Regions from separate parts of the Homo sapiens genome. Here region 2 is linked to region 1. A link is a contact called in ENCODE Hi-C data. All regions are on one chromosome and are shown on one strand. The core of a region is the stretch at or near the end of the contact, and the rest is flanking DNA. Distances in the headings are between cores, read along the strand shown.

Region 1 (3,327 bases), core at 1-2,500:
TAGAAATCCTTCCATAAAAATACTTTTTAAAAAGTCACTTTGCCTGCCTTTTTTTTTGTTTTCAAACGAATCCAGTCATATCTGTAAAACAAGTTTCCATCAGATCTCATTTTATAAGCAACATCCTCTTCTAAGCCACCTGAAACTGACTTTGAAGAGCTCTTCAAACCATTTCAAAAATTTGTTTGTTGGCTTGTGCTTTCTTGGGTTAATGCTTCTAGAGTCGTCTCCAAGTTTCAAATTTTGCATGGCTGCTTTTTTTTTTTTTTTTTTTTTTTTACTTCGCTTCAAGAGTCAGTCTTAAATCATGTAGGTTTTGCTTGAGGTTTGCTCGAGCAAGAGGACCTTAGGTTTGGTCTTATTTGCATTTTTACCATAACTAGGCCTACATTCTAAATAAGTAACTAAATGCCACCTATGAGTTTCATTAACTGTGGCTGCTTGCCACTTTTTAGTTCTGGTTAGGGTGGTGCTATTGTTTTCCTCAGGTTCATTAGAAACATCTTCCGTGACAGCTCTGACGCGGCACCGATTTCTGAGTGTCCAGTGTTTTCCCTACCATTATTTTCTTTGGTCTGAAGTTGACACTTAAACTGTCCAGTTTTAAACCTCCGATCCGTGTTCCCAAATGAAAACATGACTTTCATTACGAATTACACGTCAAGGGAGCAAACCAAGGCGCTCGGGGCGGCGAGAACCGCGACACAGCGCTTCGCCTGGACTGGTAAACAAACCGCCGCGCAGGCGCAATGGCAACAGGACGGTAACCTGGGTAGCCGCCAATGGGCTTTTTCGTAGAGTGAAAAGCGGAAAAGCCAAACAAAACGCTGGTTCCAAGGTGATAAACTGGCTGACTTCCTCTATTTTTACTTTTTTAAAAAATTTTGTTTCTGAAGAAGTAGTTGTGCGGCCTTCTGGGCCTCGCAGAGATCTTCTTCGTGGAATTCCTCGGCCCCAGAGAAATGCCGCTAGCCTGTCGGCTAGTTATATTAGCCTAATTTTTTGTCTTGATCTTTTTCATTTGACTGCAGCACTAATCCTAATCCACTGGGGCAGCAAAAAAAAAAAAAAAAAAAAAAAAAAAAAAAAAAAAGGGCGGGTGGGATCTCAACGCCACGGAAAACCTTCATACTAGCCGGCCATCACCAAACCACGCGAGATCTGCCTGAGGAGAAGCGCCACCCCGGGAGTGCACGTTTGCGCATGCGTCTGGCTCATCATTTTTAGCGCGCAAAAGTTTCAAAACTTTCCGCCTAGTGAGAGGCGGTCCGATTTGGCCCTTGGGGAGTGTCCGTCGCGTTGATCTGATGGATTCACGTACACAACACCACATTCTATGAGATTTTGCAGGCAAAAGTCCACAAGCTCGTATGGTCATCCCTTCTTTCCGTTTTTATATTGGCCGTGAACTCTGTGAGGGGAGGTTTCAGCGACTGAAGTAGTAAAGGAGTGGGAGCGGGAGAGCCGATTAATGAGGTTGTAGAATAAGAGAGAAATCTGAAGGGACAAAGGAGTTTTATTTATTTTTTGGCTGGTGACCAAGAGGATGTGAGTGTGAGCTAAGGTAATACAGTGGGAAGGAGAAGATGGGAAGATTTGAGAGATAAATGAAGGCAGTAGCTCTGTAGCCTACCTGGGAGGCCAGACTAGAAAGAAGTTGACAGTAGAGGACATTTTTCTTAAAAGAGTGTGAACTTATGCATGTTTGTAAACAGGCAGAAATGGCATGCATTTAGTACATGGTGTATATAAGGTGGAAATCGGGACGCCCCTAATGGAATGGAATGAGGAAGATTCTAAAAGCCACAGTCCTGAACACAGGCCGAGGTGGAATTGCGAAGAACAGTCGCGGTAACAGAAGTCAGGAATTTGGGAACTGTCTCGAGGGATCTGACCAATCTGACCTCTTTTTGTCTCTCAGGATATATGGGACACCTGCACCGGCATTGGATTTGGCCCCGCAACATCTTAAAGGTACCACCCAACACCTGAAGTGTCTGCCTCCTTCCGATGGAGCCTCCTGGCCCCTCCCACCTCTCACCAGCTTTACCCTTTAGCCAGAATGAAATGTGGATTTCATGGAATGAAATGGTGGCATTTAGCTACCACATTACTCAGATGTGTCACTGACACCTTACAGAAGTACATACTTCTAGCCTCTAGCCTCCCAGTTCACTAGATATTAGAGTCCATCTTGATATCGGCAGCAATTCTATGCCACTTAGCTACTATAATTTGATTCTTTGTATACTATCTGGAGTACAAGGCAGAAGAATGCTGATGGAATACGTAATTTTACTCCAACAAAGGAATGGCTGATAGGTAAAGAGTATCACTTCATCTGTAAGAAAAACTAAATATGGAAAGCCACAGGATTGAAGCTAGCAGTGATGGAGAAGGATCCCAGTGTGAATATATAGAATGGAAGTACTTCAGTAAAGAGCCAGGCATGGTAATCACTTACCAAGAAAGTGACTTCATTTCATTTTGGCAGCCTAAAGTATATCCTGGCAGCTGCGCTGTATGTGTGAAGTGCATAGGAAAATGCTGCAGGAAAAATCCATGGAGGCAATGGAATAGGATTTCAGGGTTGAAGCCTGGGTGTCTTGTTTTAGGGAGTGGGATCATCCAGCTCTGAGAGGCATGACATCTCGATATGATGTCATATAAAGTGTGTACAATTGGGAATCAGACCTGGGCTTTGACTTTAGGGTCTGCCAGTCACTCTGTGTGTCCTGTCTGAATCTCAGTTTCTCAATTTATAAAATAAGGATAATAGTGCCTGTGCCATAGGATTATTGTAATGACAAAATGAGGTAGCATAGAACTTAGTGTAAAGTACATGCCACCTATCAGTTGAATTGTGGATGCTCTGTGCATCGTAGGTCCGTCTGTATTTAGGGAGCTTTAAGACAGGTACTCTACCGGGTCAGGCGCGGTAGCTCACGCCTGTAATCTCAGCACTTTGGGAGGCTGAGGCGGTCGGATCACAACGTCAGGAGATCGAGACCATCCTGGCAAATACGGTGAAACCCCGTCTCTACTAAAAAAAAAAAAATACAAAAAATTAGCCGGGCGTGGTGGTGGGCACCTGTAGACCCAGCTACTCCAGAGGCTGAGGCAGGAGAATGGCGTGAACCCGGGAGGCAGAGCTTGCAGTGAACCGAGATCACGCCACTGCACTCCAGCCTGGGCGACAGAGCGAGACTCCGTCTCAAAAAAAAAAAAAAAAAAAAAAAAAAAAGACAGGTACTCTACCATGCCCACACATTAGAATCACCTTGGGAGCTTAAAAAAATCCTAATGCCCTGGCTTTTCTCTATACCA
Region 2 (3,327 bases), core at 543-3,042, 710 kb after region 1:
AGTCATTTTGGGAAAAGTAAAAATCCTCTAAAATCTGTAAATTTTCTCAAAATTCTGAAAAGTTTTTCCACTGAGGACTTTTTTTTTTTAAAAACCTCCCTTTTGCCCGAGAAAATAACCAGGAAAGAAATCATAAAAATGCTTTTTTCAGATCTCCCAATGTCTAAATATATCAATATACAAAACATGGTAATTTTATGAGTGAAACAAGTTATACATAATGCATTTTTTTGTTCCTAAACGAACAGCATGACTTTATATCTGTAAAGGGCACTAAAAATAAGTTTTGCATGTATTTCAATCCCCTGCCCCTAAATTTTCTTTGAAGAATTTTTTTTTGTTCTTCCATGGCTTAAAATTTCTGAAAAATAAATGTATCTAGTCTGTTCCTTTGTTCTTGCTGCCTGGTAGCTTGTGTTCTATTCCTGTGAAGTTTAGGGGTATGAAATAAACTGTTCTTTTAGCTTAACTGATACAGAAGGCTTAACTCTCTCAAACGCCTCACATTTACCTGCGGTTGTCTAGAGAGCAAAAGATGGGGGATGAGTGTTCTGTCAATGGTTTTAACCAAGTTGAGCTCCTTCATTTCTTTCCAGCTTAGTTTCCATGAGGGCCTGCCAGGTACAATAACATACAGCAAGGACTAAAGAACCATACAGCTAGACAGTAATTTGTCTTCATGACATCACTGAGAGACATTCAGGCAAAAAGGCTGTTACTAGTGTGGGGGCATTGGCAAGAGGATCAGCTTTTGAAGTCTGGACAGTGTGGTTGGGGGCCAACAGTCTTGGGCTCTGCCACCAATTCTGTGGGGCCATGGGCAGGTTGCTCATCCTCTCTGAGGCCTCCATCTATTCACTGAAGGATAAAGATATTGACACAATCTCCATGGTCCTCCTAGGCTTTAACATGCCATGCATCTATTTATCTTGGGAAGATACATTATGAAGTCAGAAGGTCAGAGGATGGATAGAAGGTTATATGTATGGTAGAGTTGGAATTTCTTGTTTCTGAATGGCACTGTGGTCTTTTGGGTAAGCATGTTCTTTGCTGGGCGGTCTTGATTTTCTATGGGGAGGATTGAAAATCCAAGGGAAAGGAAAAGAGGGTTGACAGAAGAGAATGACTTCTTCCGGTGCCAAAAAAGCTCTGTTCCATAGCAGTAATAATTTCAACAACTGCTGTATCCTGTGTGACCTTGGTATCTCTTGGGGGGTAGAGTTGGAGAAGGAATGGTTCCTCAGTTTCTGATGCTGTTTTGTTGGCTTATTTCCTTCAAAAGCCTTCCCTTGAAAGCCTGGCTTAGTTTACAGTCAGCCAGCCTGACACTGGCTCTGAGCTAGTCCTGACCCATTCTGATAATGCCTAGGCCCCTCCCCACTGCCATGGTGATGGAGATGGGCTGAGGAGCTGGGTGGCATTTCTATCCTAGTGATACAAGAGTCCGTAGGGTTCTTTTGCCCTTCCAGAAATGACGCCAAGGGCAGGATTCCCAGGCGGCCACCAGGGAGCCAGATCTTGTTTTGTCTCCAGCTTGGTTGGCAGACTTAAGAGGCTGAGATGAGCATCTGAAGTTCGGAGTGCTTCAGGCTGATTCAAAACTTAAGCTGGGTTCTTTAAAATTTTGAGTGAATTGTCACCAACGTGCAAAATGTACATACGTGCTCTTTCAAAAATGACTAATCTCCACCCAACCACACTATTTCCTTTCTTGCTGCCCACATTTTAACACCACAAGGGTGGTTCTATTTATTGTCAATAAGGCACTGCTTAGATTTCTTAGATCTGAAAATGAAAATAAATGCCTCAGTTTGTATATGAAGTGACGTGAGTTATTATGCATGCAGAAAGTAATTGTGAAAAACTGGAAATAACCTAAACTTCCATCAATGGGGTGTTGGTTAAGTAATTTATGGTAATTTATAAATGAAATATAAGGCAGAATTTAAAATGATGATATAGACATATCTTTGTTGATGAGGAAAATTGTTCTAATGTGAAAAGTGGTATGTAATAGATGACCCCATTTTTGCAAAAATAAATAAATAAATAAATTGCATATACTGTAAATTTGAAAAAAATCTGTAAGCGAGAACTCACCTAGGCATTTGTAGTTGAGAGATGAGAACAAGAATTTCTGGTGTTCAAATGGCCTTAACATTTTCTCAGAGCCTTAAAATTTTCACGACACTGTTTAGGTAGCAGCACCTTGATTTCCAATGCCCAAAGTAGTCCATGTATAAAGGATTTGAATGGCAGCTAATTAGGGGTGATGGGGTTTTAGATGGTTGTGTTTTCTACTCACTAGATTGATTCCCCCCACACACAATAAGCATGTATTGCCTTTGAAATATAATAGTAAACATAAGATAATCAGGAGAACATCCTTTGCTTGTTATGTTTTGGTTGAAATTAATTTAAACCTCGTATAGTTCAAACTGCTACATCTCCTTCCTCCCCTCACTCCCCTTTTGTCTCTAAGTTCTTTATACTCAGTTATTTTGCATAATCGTGTCCCCTTCCAATTAATGGTGATGTCTTGACACATCGCAGGTTGGGAGGAACTTTCCAAAAAGAAAACTTGTTCTTTCTCTATTTAGCCTTATAATGCTGACTTCTTGGCATTCTGGCTCACCTGCAGGGGTTGTGCATGTGGTCTGGGAAGCCAAAGGAGAAAATCAGAAGTAGTCAGAAGAGGAACTGGTCAAGATTTAACCAGTGGAGATTTAACCATCACAGTGGATAATAGAATTGCTATTCTCAATTCATCACAGCACTTAAAGAGAATTATTCATCAACACCCTTGCTGTGACCTCATGGTGGGAGGAGTGTCCTTCTTGCCCCTTAACTTTGGGTTTGGCCAAAAAGAATACTTGTTAGATGTGATGGCAGAGGCTTGAAAAGAGCTTGCGCATTAAAGCTTGATCTTTTTGTATCTCAGTGACCATGATGGGAAGAACTTTCCCCAGGCAGCTGTTATCCACTCAGCTTAGGCCCAGAATGAACACGCTTGCCTACAGCTCAACCTATAGGCTGGAGCTAAGGACAGGTTGGCGTTAAGCACAGCCGAACTGTAGCCTTGCTCAGCCTAGAGCCGCTGAACCACAGTCAGTCTTGCAGACCTGTAGACGTGAGACTAAATTCTTGTGTTGTTGTTGTTGTTGTTTTTGAGACAGAGTTTCGCTCTTGTTGCCCAGGCTGGAGTGCAATGGCGTGATCTTGGCACACTGCAATGTCTGCCTCCCAGGTTCAAGTGATTCTCCTGCCTCAGCTCCCGAGTAGCTGGTACTACAGCCATGCACCACCATGCCCAGCTAATTTGTATTT

Evidence for each region. A loop is a pair of places that touch in the nucleus more often than their neighbours do. Pooled maps may share reads with other maps.
Region 2: a pooled map shows a loop between it and region 1 (7-fold over the local background). The contact joins the enhancer-like site here to the promoter of GPR19 in region 1. A Hi-C loop is called at or near these places in 6 of 50 pooled maps.

Annotation. Positions count from the first base shown.
Region 1 is chr12:12,694,106-12,697,432 of GRCh38, reverse strand. GPR19 (G protein-coupled receptor 19) reads left to right here and starts at 1,250. Exons shown (of 4, transcript NM_006143.3): 1 at 1,250-1,368; 2 at 1,922-1,974. RefSeq lists enhancers at 1,083-1,162, 1,343-1,502.
Region 2 is chr12:11,979,701-11,983,027 of GRCh38, reverse strand. No RefSeq gene overlaps it. Among named protein-coding and RNA genes, the nearest start is that of BCL2L14, 90 kb to the left of the region's middle. Within about 2 kb of position 1,792, at least 5 of the 41 ENCODE cell types and tissues checked have a DNase peak (open chromatin) inside an H3K27ac peak, as active enhancers do.